Regions from separate parts of the Homo sapiens genome. Here region 2 is linked to region 1. A link is an interaction called in ENCODE POLR2A ChIA-PET data of the cell type or tissue named here. Cell type or tissue: MCF 10A. All regions are shown on one strand.

What was found. Peaks named below come from ENCODE experiments on the same cell type or tissue, not always from the same donor. Only the 100,000 strongest peaks of a DNase experiment are listed, where the experiment ranks them.
Region 2: POLR2A ChIA-PET joins it to region 1 with 5 read pairs; 1 of 35 experiments calls an interaction of 5 or more read pairs at or near these places.

What each region holds. Positions count from the first base shown.
Region 1 is chr2:119,280,604-119,288,603 of GRCh38, reverse strand. It overlaps a transcript of C2orf76 not described here. Among named protein-coding and RNA genes, the nearest start is that of STEAP3-AS1, 36 kb to the right of the region's middle. In MCF 10A, no CTCF peak of the experiment used is centred here; DNase peaks (open chromatin) are centred at 4,463 and 5,273.
Region 2 is chr2:119,815,840-119,823,839 of GRCh38, reverse strand. The region is part of intron 2 of PTPN4 (protein tyrosine phosphatase non-receptor type 4); the gene reads right to left. Among named protein-coding and RNA genes, the nearest start is that of PTPN4, 60 kb to the right of the region's middle. In MCF 10A, no CTCF peak of the experiment used is centred here; a DNase peak (open chromatin) is centred at 3,319.

The DNA of each region.
Region 1 (8,000 bases):
GTCCTCGATGTCCTCTCTCTGGGTCTCTTTGTCTTCATGAGTTTATGTTTGTATTATCCCCTTACTCCCATCTTAATGGGGTTTTCAGAGGAGATGATGTAAATGAATAATCAGCCTCTCATGTTTAACTTTGGAAATCTGCTTGCTTGCTCTCTCCCTTACTTTTTTAAAATTGAAGTATACTGTAATCCCAGCACTTTGGGAGGCTGAGGTGGGTGGATCACGAGGTCAGGAGATAGAGACCACGGTGAAACCCCGTCTCTACTAAAAATACAAAAAATTAGCTGGGCGCAGTGGCAGGCGCCTGTAGTCCGAGCTACTCGGGAGGCTGAGGCAGGAGAATGGCGGGAACCCGGAAGGCGGAGCTTGCAGTGAGCCGAGATGGCGTCACTGCACTCCAGCCTGGGCGACAGAGTGAGACTCTGTCTCAAAAAAAAAAAAAAAATTGAAGTATAATTTACAGATGGTGAAATGCAAAGATCTTAGATATGCAGTTCTTTGGGTTTTGACAAGTGCACGACCCACATCTAAGTCAAGATGCAGAACATGCCCACCACCCCCAAAACCTCCTTTGTGCCATCACAGTCCCCTCTCTGCCCCTCTGTCATCACCCACCACTGCCCTCTGTCATCAGCCACTACTGCTGTGATTTCTGTCACCATAGGTAAATTTGGGCCTTCATTTTTGAATATTTGAGGGTAATGTATATGGTCCAAATCACTCTCCCAACACAACCAACTAACTGAAGACCAACTCTAATATTATAAGAAATTGGAATTTAAGTAAGAACAATGCCATTTTATTTTAAACACACACAGTTGCGTCCAAATCTAACCTCTTCCTTCAGGAGTAAGGAGAGAAGATGTGTTGTCTTCTAGAATTTCCTTCATAACCAGAACTTCATGTCAGTTAAAAATTTCTGCCATGAAAAAAAACTCAAGGAATCAAGAAAGAGCCTCAATGTCTTCGAACAAATATCACGTCTCCTCAGATCTTCCATGTCATATTCCCCTTTGTTGTTCTCAACAAAAACAGAGACTTCCCATCTTAAAAATGTATATGTGATGTCTTATTAAAAAAAAAAACATGTTATTAGCCCTGCTTTCAAATAACCCTCTAAAGTTGTATACTTGAGGGCAGAGGCCCTTGTGGTGGGGTTGTGGGAGAGGGTCTCGGGCGGTGTGTATGTATGTACATGGGAACCTGTGATGGTGAGCTGGTGGGGACTGAGGTGTGATAGTTGCCTGGTTTCTGGCTGGTAGGCACTTCCATTATGTGGATATTGCATATGTGACAAAAGCCATATTTCAAAATTTCAAGTATTTTTCCAGCAAGGTCCAGCAAGCTCTGCAGGACAAGCCATCAGAAGCGAGACTGAGCCAGGCATAAAACAGCCAGCATTTATCAAGTGCTTGCCCTGTCAGGCCTCACTAAAGCACTTTGCAGATATTTACTCACTACTGCTCACAACCCCTGTGAGGTAGGTACTAGTTATCTGCATCTTACAGATGGGGAAGGGGCACTTGGAGGTAAAGTGACCTGCCCGAGGTTTCCCAGCTCCTAAGTGATGGAGCCTGCCAGAACCAACCATCAGGAGGGACTTCGCAGGTGAAAGAAGGTTCTTCTGCTCACTGGGGGTACTAAGAAGAAATTCCTAGTCCATAGCTGGAGCAAGTGAAACCCTTCTTTGCCTTTCACTACTTGCTGATACCTCCTCAACAGAAGTCAGCTCAGAATTGCTGGAATGAACATCTCATGAGAACGGCCTCCCCTTCCCTTCCCACCGCCATTGCCCTGCTTTGGGCCTCATCATTTCTCATCCTGACCGCAGAGACACTCTCCCGTCTGGTGTCCTTCCCTGCAGACTCTCATCCACCGAGTCCAGCCTTCATGCCGCTGCCAGAGTGATCTTTTAAAAATGCAAGTCTGACTGCTGTATCCCTCCCTGTTCAGAACCATCGGATGGGTCCTTGTTTCCTTCCGAATCACGAGCACACTCTGGCATGGTGTAGTGGGGCTTCTTTGGTTTGATCTCTGGCTACATCTCCAGCTTCTCCTCCAGCTATGGAATTTGGCACCTCCTCCTGTCTCCCCCAGCTCTCCCCTGTCCCCTTACCCTGTTCTCTCTGGGCACACCATGCTGCCACTTTCTCAGACTTCCCACTCTGGTCTCTGAATGTTCCACCAGACTAGCATTCATCCTGGGAGGCACAACCAAGGACCATCTTGTCCTTAAGGTCCTTTCCATCCCACCTTCCCAGCACTTCACAGCCAGGAGACTGGTCCCTGCTCTCCTTTTCATCCTGCTGTGTGCTGGCCAGTCCTCTGGAGCACTGATCACACACTGTGGCCTTGCTTTTTTTTTTTTTTTTTTTTTTTGAGATGGAGTCCTGCTCTGTCACCAGGCTGGAGTGCGGCGGCATGATCTTGGCTCACTGCAGCCTCTGCCTCCTGGGTTCAAGCAATTCTCCTGTCTTAGCCTCCCAAGTAGCTGGGACTACAGGTGCCCACCACTATGCCCAGCTAATTTTTGTATTTTTAGTAGAGATGGGGTTTCACCATGTTGGCCAGGATGGTCTCGATCTCTTGACCTCGTGATCCGCCCGCCTTGGCCTCCCAAAGTGCTGGGATTACAGGCGTGAGCCACTGTGCCTGGCCGGCCTTGCTTTTTTATATACTGACCTTCCCCAAACGATGTGGCTCTCCCTGAGGTTGAAGATCAGGCTTACTCTTGCATCTCCATGGCCTGCACACACTGGGAGTTGATAAATGCAAGGGTCTGTTATTTCTGCATGAATGAATGGATTCACTTTCCTTGCTATACCATATACTCTTCTAAAAGTTACCAGGCTTTCTGGAACTTATATTAAGAAATTCAGATACCAGCAATAATATCCAGGTAACTCAGCCTCTGCCCAAATTGCTTGATGAGATTACCTGTGTCTCAGCACTAGGACCACAATTTTGGTTTCTTTTCCATTTTCTCCATGCCCTGACACAGTGTTGGATATCCACTACCTGTTTAAAATATATGTGCTGATTTGAGTTGGTCAGGTGTTGGGGGTGGGATACGACAGAGAAAATGGGGTCCCAGCTACTGAGGACGCAACACATGAACAGGGAAACGGGACAGATCCTCTTGGGAAAAAGCCCCACTGGGGCCAATTCCGGGGCCTTTTCCTCCACAGCCCGCAGAGATGCCTGTGCACTTCCCCCAAGAAGCTCCTCCAAGTTACGTGACCCTGATGAAGGTCTTCCTTCACCATATGATTTGTTACAGGAAAAATAAGGAAGGAATTTGGAAGCAGTTAAGGTCACTTTGTGCCGAGACTATCGCACTATATCATGTTAAATAAAATGTCAGGTGATAGTTATTGAGTCATTCTTTTCTAATGGTTTTATGCACAGTAGATAATTTTATTATCTACATATGATTTGGATTTGAATAAATTATCAGATTGTTAAGAATTTAATAAGAATATGTAAATACATTTGTATTCCCTATTTAAGTCAACCTAAGAATGAAATGATGAGAATAATGGTATTTTGTGAGGATGGTGGGGGCTTTTTGGTAGATGACCTCCTCTGATCTCCGCCACAATCCTGGAACACAGATATTACATCCCCTTCTTACAAATGAGAAAACTGAAGCTCAGACAGGTTAATTTGCCTAAGGTCTCCCATCCCAGAATACGGGTTCAAATTTTAGAGGTTTTTCACCTTATGCTACCTATAGATATTCAAATCTTAATTTATTCACATGAAATGATGGGTTAAATCGTTTACAAAATTATCAACCATAAGATTCTGTTGACAAATACCCATGAAATATTTACTTTTAAAAATGTCCTGTCCATGCATATGAATTTCAGTTTTAAACATGAAAAGTATTTTAGCTTTTAGGTTGCAAAAAAAAAAAAAACCAAAATCCCAAAACAACCCACCCACTATATGGAGAGTATACAAAATGAACACAGGCTGATGATGTACATCAGTGTTTCCGTATAGTAACAGGAAACCTGGAACGGTATTTTTGGGGTGGAGGTAATTTGGTAATGTATGCCCAGATAAAAATTATGCAAGCCCGGTGATCCACTGAGGCCTCTTGGGGGCTCTATGGGTGCAGTGACAGGGACGCAGGAGTGCAGGGAGGGGCTCTGGGTTGCCAGAGACCTGCTGTGGAGAAGTTTTCTGCCCTCAATAAGCCCTACAACTGTACACAGTTTGGTTTGAGTCCTATTTTCATCATCCGCAAAATTAGCCTACTTATGCCTTTGTGGTGTGTCAGCATTGAATATTGGGGTGTCGGCCAAGTGCTTAGCCAGGAGCCTGTCTGCGGCATGGCTCAGCCAGGCGGGATGTGACATTCCCTCGTGGTCAGTGAGGCATGCTGTCCTGGCTATGACGATTGGGAGGATGTGAAACTGAAGCTGGGTGCTGGCGAATCATGGAGGCAGCTGGGAACCTCAGTGTCTCAGGCTCAGTTCCTCAGCTGGGAATGAGAAAAGGGTGTGGCTTAGGAGAGGGGTAAGCCTGATGTCTAAAACCGCTTTCCTCTCATGGGTGAGCAAGTTGAAAAGCCAGATTCTACCAGGGAGGTGGCACAGGACGCCTTGGCTGTGCTCCCGGATGTGTGGGGCTGTTTCATCACACAGTTGCATGGGACTTGCTTGTGTGCTCAACTTTCCGGGATGTCCTGAGACTGGACTTTCCAGTTTCCAAGATTCAGTCCCATTGTCAAAGCCTAATATCTGATTTTTTGATTTGATTATATGGTGTAGAGAAGTGGAAAAATCCTCAAGTTTGGGTCATTAAACATTGTAAAATAGGGCCAGGTGCAGTGGCTCACACCTGTAATCCAAGCACTTTGGGAGGCTGAGGCGGTTGGATCATTTGAGGTCAGGAGTTCAAGACCAGGCTGGCCAACATGGTGAAACCCCATCTCTACTAAAAATACAAAAATTAGCTGGGCGTGGTGGTGGGCGCCTGTAATCTCAGCTACTCCAGAGGCTGGGGCAGGAGAATCGCTTGAACTCAGGAGGCAGAGGCTGCAGTGAGCCAAGATGGCGCCACTGCACTCCAGCCTGGGCAACAGGGCCAGACTCCCTCTCAAGAAAAAAACAAAAACAAAAACAAAAAAACCAAAAGAACCATTGTAAAATAGAAATGGATATGGGGAAGAGAGAGGGGGAGAAGGCAAAGCAGGAAGGAGGAGGCAGGAAGGGCAGAGCTGGCACCAAGGCAGGCCCTGGGCTGGATGCCCAGGAGTGTGGGCAGAGGGGGTGCAGCACTGAGAGGCGGACTGGAAGCTTCCATTGCCAAGCTCATGACAAAGAATGGGAGGCAGGGAGGAGGCCCACAGATCTTGCTGAGTGCTAAGCGCCTGCACCCCTGCCCCGAGCTACACCTTGGTGCCACTGTTGACAGTCAGCCCAAAGCCTCCAGGGAGATGTTCACCAGTGTCTCTCAGGGACTTGGGCTTCCTTCCCACCAAGGAAGAGGGAGAGAGACTAGGGCTGCCCTCCACTGTGAAGGACCCTGCTAATTATTCATGACATCCCCGCAGAGTGGCTGGACTGCCACAGCTTCCCCTGTGCCCATCCTCAAAGACAGCCTCAGAAGTGGACATCCGTCTTTCAGGAGGGGCTTAGAGGAGCTCTCCCAAGGACGAGCATGTTGTTTCCCCCCGCAGCCTTGAGTTTTGAAGAGTGAAGCGGGGGTGGTTAGTGATTCTAGGTTTAATGCTTCCACCCGATTGCCCATTTCATCACACTCCTCAGTATTATGACATTTGGATTATTTTTTAATCTTCTCTTCCCCTTTTTGTTGTTCTGCTGTTGAACCGATTATGCAGAACTGTGTGTTGATGTCTCTGTGGCACCTTCCCTCCAGGGATGCAGCTCTGTTTTCCAAACACCCCGCTTAATCCTCTTAGGAGGGAGGATGCACCGGGGTGCTCACCCTGTCCGTCAGGGCCGGCAGAGACGGACGCTTTACAGGTGTTTGTTAACCTGGACCATGCTGGACGGGAGGCTTGGAGGCACCAAGATGCCAAATCTCTTACCCATCCCTCCAGCCAGGCGTCTCAAGTGGCTAAAGAATAAATGCATGAAAATTAAGAGCCAGCTCTGCCTGCGAAAGAGAACAGGAGCAAGCTGGCTGTTGGCTGTCATCTGGAGTCACCTACTGGGAAGTGCCGAATCACCCCAGACCAAGGACAGGAAGGAGGCTTGGTGAGTGACAGTCCCACCCTGGCAGCGCCATGAACAGCAGTTCAAAGTGAAAACAGACTCCCTGCATCAGAGCCGACCTATTGGTATAAGAGATTTCACTTGCAGCCCAGCGGCGTTTGTGATAAATAGATCCACATAGGATTGCCTGGTTTCATTTTTCATGTATGTGGGCTTCTCGGGACACCTCTCACTTTCCCAACTTTTTATATCTTTTTTTTTTTCTTTGAGACGGAGTCTGGCTCTGTTGCCCAGGCTGGAGTGCAATGGCATGATCTCGGCTCCCTGCAACCTCCACCTCCTGGATTCAAGTGATTCTCCTGCCTCAGCCTCCCGAGTAGCTGGGATTGCAGGCGTCCACCACCACACCTGGCTACCAATTTTTATATCTTAATGGCCTTTCCAGAACTTTCCAGAACATGTACAACATGCTCCTAGTGGGCCTGGGGATGGTTGAGGGTGGGTAGCGCAGTAAGACAGTTACTGTTACTTCAGTTTTCTTTCAGGTCTTCTGGTTGAGTGAGGAAGAGGTTTCAGTTTGGTGATGGCAACGTCCTTAAGACTTCACTTGCTTCCCTCTCTCTGTTCTTTTGAGAGCGGGTCTCCACCAAGCATTTTAGCAGGTAAAAAATCTAGCTAGAATTTAATCATATTATTTTGTTTTTATTTATTTTGAGGTTGTAACTGCTTTAAGGTCTTATAGCCAGTAATAACGGTTTCCTATTCATGTTAGGATGTTTATTTAGCAAACGCTTATATAGCACTTACTCTGTGGAAGATCTGTTTTAAATACCTTAAAAAGAGAAACTGTTTTTTCTCTCTCTGTCATTCTCATTCTCTCTCTCTCTCTCTTTTTATTTTCTTTGTGGTAGGGTCTCACTCTGTCACCCCAGGCTGGAGTGCAGTGGCAGGATGGCAGCTCACTGCAGCCTCGACCACCCTGGCTCAAGCTATCCTCCCACCTCAGCCTAAGAGAAACTCTTGGAACGGAAAACCAAATACCACATATCCTCAGTTATAAGTGGGAGCTAAATGATGAGAACACGTGGACACAAAGAGGGGAACAGCAGACACCGAGGCCTACTTGAGGGTGGAAGTTGGGAGGAGGGAGAGGAGCAGAAAAGATAACTTTTGGGTACTGGGCTTAATACCCGGGTGATGAAATAATCTGTACAACAAACCCCCATGAGATGAGTTTTCCTGTGTAACACCGAACCTAAAATAAAAGCTAAAAATAAAATTAAGTTAAAAGAGAAGCTGTCATTTTTCTCATAACCTAATTACAAACCTATGTGGTAAGAACTATAATCACCCTCATTTTATAGCTGGGGAAACTGAGGCAAGAGGAGGTTAAATCGGGTTAGGAAGTAGTAGAAGTGGTGCTGAAACCCTGGCAGTGTGGCTCCAGATTTTGTGTTCCTTTTTTTTTTTTTACCATTTTTTTTTAGAGATAGCGTCTTGCTGTCAGCCAGGCCGGAGTGCTGTGGTGCAATCATGGCTCACTGCAGCCTTGACCTCCTGGACTCAAGTGATCCTCTCAACTCAGCCTCCTGAGAAGCTGGAACTACAGTTGTGCACTACCAGCTTGAGTAATATTTTAAAAAAATTTTTTGTAGAGATGGGGTCTCACTATGTTGCCCAAGCTGGTCTTGAACCCCTGGACTCCAGTGATCCTCCTGCCTCCCGGATTCCTGTGATTACAGGCCTGAGTCCCCATGTCTGGCCTGGATTTTGTGTTTTTAACCTCTGTGCTATGCTGCCTCTCCATAG
Region 2 (8,000 bases), 540 kb before region 1:
AAGCTAGCGAGGGAAGTCATGCAACATCTCTTTCAACAGATTCTATTGGAAGAAAACGGCACTCATAAAGGCTCACCAAGGTTCAAGTAAAGGGAATACAGCCTCTCTCTCTCAGTAAGAAATATTTCGAAGATTTTAAAACCACCACTGAAATCTTCAGCAAACACAGAATTTGAGTTGTGGAAAGATATCCAAACTAGAGATAACAGATACCACAATCTTCAGCAACCACGAAATAATTGAAAGTGAAAAGATACAAAAGACAATAGTAAATCCTCAAGGAATACTGATATGTAAGAAACAGATGGGCTGGGCACGGTGGCTCACGCCTGTAATCCCAGCACTTTAGGAGGCCGAGGCGGGTGGATCACGAGGTCAGGAGATGGAGACCATCCTGGCTAATATGGTGAAACCCCATCTCTGCTAAAAATACAAAAATTAGCCGGGCGTGGTGGCGGGCACCTGGAGTCCCAGCTACTCGGGAGGCTGAGACAGGAGAATGGCGTGAATCCGGGAGGCGGAGCTTGCAGTGAGCGGAGATCGAGCCACTGCACTCTAGCCTGGGCGACAGAGCGAGACTGCGTCTCCAAAAAAAAAAAAAAAAGAAACAGATGAAGTATATCCAGAATGTGATCACAGAGAAGAGAGCTTTCCTTGAAATAAGGAGCAGTACCAGTTTTTAAAGCTCCTAGAGGTCAAACAAAATGAGCCTTGATAAACTGATGAATTTCTTAACTAGATAATAATCACTGAGGAAGCAGTTACAGTAAAAGAATAAAGGTTGAGATAAGATTGCAATATTTAGGTGCTTGATTACAAACTGGTTAAGGTGACTCTTGTTATAGTCCCCAAAACACATGTAAAATAGAAATGGGGGGAGAGGCAAACTTCAAAAATAAAAACTTGATTTTAATTAAAATACAAGAATGTGACTTCAAATGTCATGGCAAACCACCATCCACTGTTGTTAGTCTTCTAAAGGAAAAAGAATTAATAACTTACTGTTCAAAAATGCTTAAACCTACAGTTAAATGTGATGGACTGAAAATGTGTTTACCTTTACTCATTCCTGAAAGCCCACTAATTTGAGGGGGAAAAAAAAAGAAGGAATGTACTAAAAACATAAAAACCACAAGAACAACAAAAGGAGAGAAGATATCGGCTAAAGAGATACTAACACACAGGCCGGGTGCGGTGGCTCACGCCTGAAATCCCAGCACTTTGGGAGGCCGAGGCAGGTGGATCACGAGGTGAGGAGATCGAGACCAACCTGACCAACATAGTGAAACCCCGTCTCTACTAAAAATATAAAAATCAGCTGGGCATGGTGGCACATGCCTGTAGTCCCAGCTACTTGGGAGGCTGAGGCAGGAGAATCACTTGAACCCGCAAGGTGGAGGTTGCAGTGAGCTGAGATCACGCCACTGCACTCCAGCCTGGGCAACAGAATGAGAATCCATCTCAAAAAAAAAAAAGGGGGGGGGAGGGGATACTAATACACTTTGGAAGATAGAAAGCATGTGGAAGAGACAGCAGAGCTAAACACCAAATACCTGCAGAGAAAGATATCAACAGGAAGCAAATCAAATATACAGAAAGGCTCAAACATTGGAGGATAAGTGTGAGAAACAGCAAGATAAGGCATGAGGCTAAAAATGGGAAAGGAAGGTTGAAGATCCATGTAGGGAACAGTTGTGTCCCTCAGTTCTCAATCCCATACCTCCCCTGAATTATTCTAAGATAAACTGAAGTGGCTTCAAATCTAGGGACATCAAGCATAGTGGAAAGCAAAAGAGTGTCATATTGCAAGCTGGTGGATTTCATGCACAATCTACATGAAATTTAAGCAAAAAAAAAAGTGAAAAGGAAAACACGTTTTAAATGTCTACAAACAATACGTCATACATAAACAATCAGGAATTGAAATAGTATCAGACTCCTCATCAGCAATATTAATAGAAGGCAATATTTTCAAAACTCTGAGAAATTATTTCCAATCTAAAATTCTCTACCCAAACTATCAATTAAGTCTAGGGTAAAACTTAAGACATTTTCAAAAACGAAGGATATAAAGAACTAGCACACATCCCACACAAGATATTCTTGATGAAGAAAAATGAAAGTCATCTCACAGTGATTCAAAGTAAGTGATGTCAAAAAATACAGTGAATCCAAAGTTGTAAATTAACCTAGTGCTAAAATTAAGTACCTATTTAATGTATCAAGTGCCTATCAACATCCAGATTTTACATGAAAAAATTAAATAATTGCAAAAGAAAGCCAAAACTACATGCTCTGAAGTTTATCATAAACAAATCAAATGAATCATCAAAAGGAAATGTCTGCACATTCAAAAAAAAAAGTGTCATAATACTATTACTAATTCCTCACATAGTACAGCTGTCACTTTTCTTGGTGGAAACCAAACTGATACACTAAAAATTATAGAGGCCAGAGGCGGTGGCTCACACCTGTAATCTCAGCACTCTGGGAGGCCCAGCTGGGCAGATCACGAGGTCAAGAGATTGAAACCATCCTGGCCAACATGGTGAAACCTCATCTCTACTAAAAATATAAAAATTAGCTGGGCATGGTGGCAGGCGCCTGTAGTCCCAGCTACTTGGGAGGCTGAGGCAGAAGAATCACTTGAACCTGGGAGGCGGAGGTTGCAGTGAACCGAGATCACGCCACTGCTCCAGCCTGGTGACAGAGTGATACTTTGTCTCAAAAAAAAAAAAAAAAAAAATTATGGATAGAATTCAAAAGGTAAATGGAAAAACAGAGTCATAAAATGTCACTAGGAATAATATTTAAGAGGAAGAGCTACTATACTGAATTACCAAGAGGATAAAGGAGTTTCAGGATAAATATTTTCAAAAGTAAATCTTGCTATGTGTGCATACATGTATACGTGTATACATATACACATGCAAGTCCAGCTTTACATACACACACATGTGTGTATGTAAAGCTGTGTATATATATATGTAAAGTATACATATATATATGTGCAAGTCCAGCTTTATTTTAAACATTTGGAAGCATAATTATTAAGTCTAATTATTGAAAAGAATGTTAAATAATAAGGGCAAAGACTCAAATAAATGGATATTACCTTTAATATGAAACCAAATTCCTGATATACAGATACTGAACTATCCAATTTGAGTTAGGAATAAACATTATGAATGGTGGGTTCAAAGATAAGATGCAATTTCTTCTCTAGAGTATTATGATCAGCAGAGCACATCCATCAACATCAACACCAACACCAGCATCTGGGCAAAGAGCCAGACCTTCCAGGTCTTCCCACCAGGGCTTCCTTGGGGGATTCTTGAATCCACATGGGAATCAGGACAGACAATTACCCAGGGGAAGCAGTGAGGCAGCAGAGAGTGAGTCATGTAGCTTCCTTATGTGATAACTATAACTCTTTCTATGCTCACCAACTCCATTCCAATGAATACTGAAAGTTTCTTTATGCAAGTACTAGGAAGAAAACAGAGCTATGTCATACATCCTTTCCCAAAGAACAGATCACATCTATCACAGATGGACATGCTATTAAATGAGCTTCAGGAGAGACATACAAAGCACTATGATGGCAAAAATATTTAAATGATTATTCCCTTCAAGAATATGAAATAAGTCAAAAGGCAGCACATTTAAGAGCCAAATAGGCCAGGCACCGCGGCTCATGCCTATAATTCCAGCAGTGTGGGAGGTCGAGGTGGGAGGATCACTTGAGACCAGGAGTTAGAGACCAGCCTGAACAACATAGTGAGACTTCGTCTCTAAAGAATTTTTTAAATTAGGTGGTCATGGTGGCGCATGCCCGTAGTCTCAGCTACTTGGGAAGTTGAGGTGGGAGGATTCCCTTGAGCCCAGGAGTTCAAGCCTGCACTAAACTATGGTGGTACTACCACATTCCATCCTGGAAGATAGAGCAAGACACTGTCTCTAAACAAAACAAAAAAAACAACAGCCAAGTATTCCTTACACACTGTGAATACAGTAGAGAAAAAAAGGGCATAGGCTAAAATATTTATGAAATATTTTTAAGATGCTAGATATGTAAACAAACAAAAAAGTTAAATAATTAAGCATTAATAATTTATCAGCCAAGGACAGAAGCTTCTCTGACAACGGCTATGCCCAGATCAACTTGTGTGAAGGTGCATCTCAAATGTTGCAGATGAAATCTTCTAAAATATCAAATCCATTAGCCCAGCTGTTTAGGGTTCCATCTTTGGAAAGCAAGGGCCATTTCGATTTTATAAGATGAATATATTTACTATTATTAACTGAGATCTAAGTCCTATTTGGCTCAACTATCTGGGTCAAGTAAACAATGAATCAGAAAATACAGCAAGTAACATGTTAAATGTTTCAAATCAAAATTCACTGATTATATAATGAGATACGTTTTCATATTTTAAAATAATGAGGATTTGGGGTTCTGATCATATAGAGTAGCTGGTATTGCAATATTCTCCTGTTACAAGCATCTATAAAAACCGGACCAAATATAGACCAAATAAAACATGTATGTAACATTTACAAGCAACAGATACCAACCAACACAGGGCTATGATCTTTGGGAGAAAAGGGCAGATGAATCAAGTCTCACGCTGGCTTTCTCCTTGGGGGCACCTGCCAAACCATACTGTGGAGAAACAAAGCCCAAGCAGACAGTGGTAGTCCTGCTAGGATAAGAAAACTAAAATTAATGTTTGGGGTTGCTATGGTGCCAGGGTTTTGGGGATAGGTTATTAGAACTGAGAAAGTGAAAGGAAAAAAGCTATAAAAATACACATGAAATTGCCCTTTGGTCCTTACTTGCTTCATAGGATGTGCGTACACAGGGTTAGAATTTCTAGGAGAAAATAGCTGTTAACTAAACAGAGATTTCAGAGGTTGTGCAGTTCTGAGAAGGTGTGGTCCAGGCTCGGAGGAGAGATATCTTGATGAACACCTTAGTCACTTAGTTGAGACCCTAGACAAACTCTGTCCTAGGAGTAAGAACAAAGGTGAAACAGACCTATCTTAAAAAGCTTAAAACTAATCTCCATAAGATCAAAGTAATCTGCTGGCTATTTAACTGCCTGCCATAATATAATTCACTATTATTTAGAGGGACTTAATAATCCAGAGCTCCAACAAATAAGAGTCCAAACCTTTCCTATAAAGGGCCAGAAAGCAAATATTTTTAGGCTTTGAGGACACATAGTCTCTGTTGTACATTCTCTTTAAAAACAAACAGAGGCTGGGCATGGTGGCTCATAGCTGTAATCTCAGTGCTCTGGGAGACTGAGGTAGGAGGATTGCTTGAGGCCAGGAGTTCAAGACCAGCCTGGGCAACATAGCAAAAACAATAACCTTTAAAAATGTAAAAAACCATTCTTAGCTATAGGCCATGCAATAACAGCCAGAAGGCTGGATTTGGCCCATGGCCATAGTATGTTGTCCATTACTCTACATTTCACTCACTATGTTCAATATACAACGACAAATTAGCAGATGTGTAAAGCAGGGGAAAGTGACTGACAATCAAGAGACAAGACAGTCAATAAAAACAGATTTAGGGGTGATGTAAATATATGTGTAGACAAGGAGGCTCTAGCTTACCACTCCTATTCAACATAGTATTGGAAGTTCTAACCAGGGCAATCAGGCAAGGGAAAGAAAAAAATGGTATCCAAATAGGAAGAGAGGAAGTCAAACTAACCCTGTTTGCAGTTGACATGATCCTATATCTAGAAAACCCCATAGTCTCAGCCCTCAAGCTTCTTAAGCTGATAAACAACTTCAGCAAAGTCTCAGGAAACAAAATCAACGTGCAAAAATCACAAGCATTCCTATACACCAACAAGAGTCAAGCCAAGAGCCAAATCAGGAATGAACTCCCATTCACAACCGCCACAAAAAGAATAAAATGTCTAGGAACACAACTAGGCAAGTTAAAGATCTCTGCAAGGAAAACTACAAACGACGGCTCAAAGACATCATAGAGGACACTAACAAATGGAAAAACATTCCATGCTCATGGATAGGAAGAATCAATATCGTTAACATGGTCATACTACCCAGAGCAATTTATAGATTCAATGCTATCTCTATTAAACTACCATTGACATTCTTCAAAGAACTAGAGAAAACTATTTTAAAATTCATATGAAGCCGAAGAAGAGCCCAAATAGCCAAGGCAATCCTAAGCAAAAAGAACAAATCTGGAGGGATCACACTACCTGACTTCAAACTATACTACAGGGCTACAGTAACCAAAAACAGTACGGTACTAGTACAAAAACAGACATATAAACCAATGGAACAGAACAGAAAGCCCAGAAATAATGCTACACACCTACAACTGTTGAGAAGAGCAACCCCAAGACACATAATGGTCAGATTCACCAAGGCTGAAATGAAGGAAAATATGTTAAGGGCAGCCAGAGAGAAAAGTTGGGCACATATATCCCAGAAATTAAAGTATTAAAAAAAAAAAAAAGCAATGGGGAAAGGATTCTGTATTCAATAAATGGTGCTGGCATAACTGGCTAGCCATATGCATAAGGCTGAAACTGGACCCCTTCCTTAAGCCATATACAAAAATTAACTCAAGATGAATTAAAGACTTAAATGTAAAAGCCAAAAGTATAAAAACCCTGGAAGACAACCTAGGCAATACCATTCAGGACACAGGCATGGGCAAAGATTTCATGACGAAGACAACAAAAGCAATTGCAACAAAAGCAAAAGTTGACAAATGCATTCCCTTAACTCAGGTCTGTTCACACAGCTCTATGGCAACTTCTGAGATAGGTCTCAGCTTTCAAAAGAATTCGAGCATTACATGGATCTGTGACCCATTTGTGAATAAACCAGGTGAATCAACTTTGTCCGTGCTAGAAGAGAATCAACTGCTTGAGATTGCAAATGATGGTGGCCTTATAAAAGTATGTTTGAGACAACTTCACATCTCCGTAAATTCCAGATTAAAGTCAAGGTGGAATATCCTGAGATTGCTACAACAGCACTGAAAAGCCTGCTTCCATTTCCAACATCCTATCTTTATGAAGCAGTGTTTTCTGAAGTGACAGCAACCAAAATGAGATTATGGAGTAGACTGGACATAAGCAACACACTTTGGGTGTCACTGTCTACCATCACCCCCAGATGGGACCATATAGTTGCAGGAAAACAAGCTCAGGGCTCCCACTGACTCTACATTATGGTGAGCTGTATAATTATTTCATGATATGTTACAATGCAGTAATAACAGAAATTAAATACACAATAAATGTAATGTGCTTGAATCACCCTGAAACCATTGCCCCACACCCAAGTCCGATGAAAAATTGTCTTCCATGAAACCGGTTCCTGGTGCCAAAAAGGTCGGGGACCACTGCCATAGATTATAGATTTTTAATTTTTGATTTTTGATTTATTTTTCAGAGACAAGGTCTTGCTATGCTGTCCAGGCTGAACTCAAACTCCTGGGTTCAAACAATCCTTCCACCGCAGCCTCCTAAGTAACTGGGACTATAAGTGCCTACCGCTGTGCCTAACTAAGATTTTAATACTGTATCTTTACCATACCTTTTCTATGTTTAGATACATTTAGATATACAAATACCATCATGTTATAATAGCCAGTTCACTAACACGCTGTTCAGGTTTGTAGCCTAGGAGCAACAGGCCATACCATATATCCTAGGTGTGTAATAGGTTATACCATCTACATGTGAGTACACTCTATGATGCTCAACACAATGATGAAATCACCTAACGACACATTTCTCAGGATGTATGCCTGTTGTTAAGTGATGCGTGACTATACTTAGAGGAGCACAAGGGAATCCTTTTTATTGAGAGAGATATTCAATGCCTTAATCTGGTGGTACTGCACAGGTGTATACATAAAATAATTCATTGAGTTATATAATGAAGATCTGTGTACTGCACTGTTTTGTGCATTATACATATTACAAAAAACAATA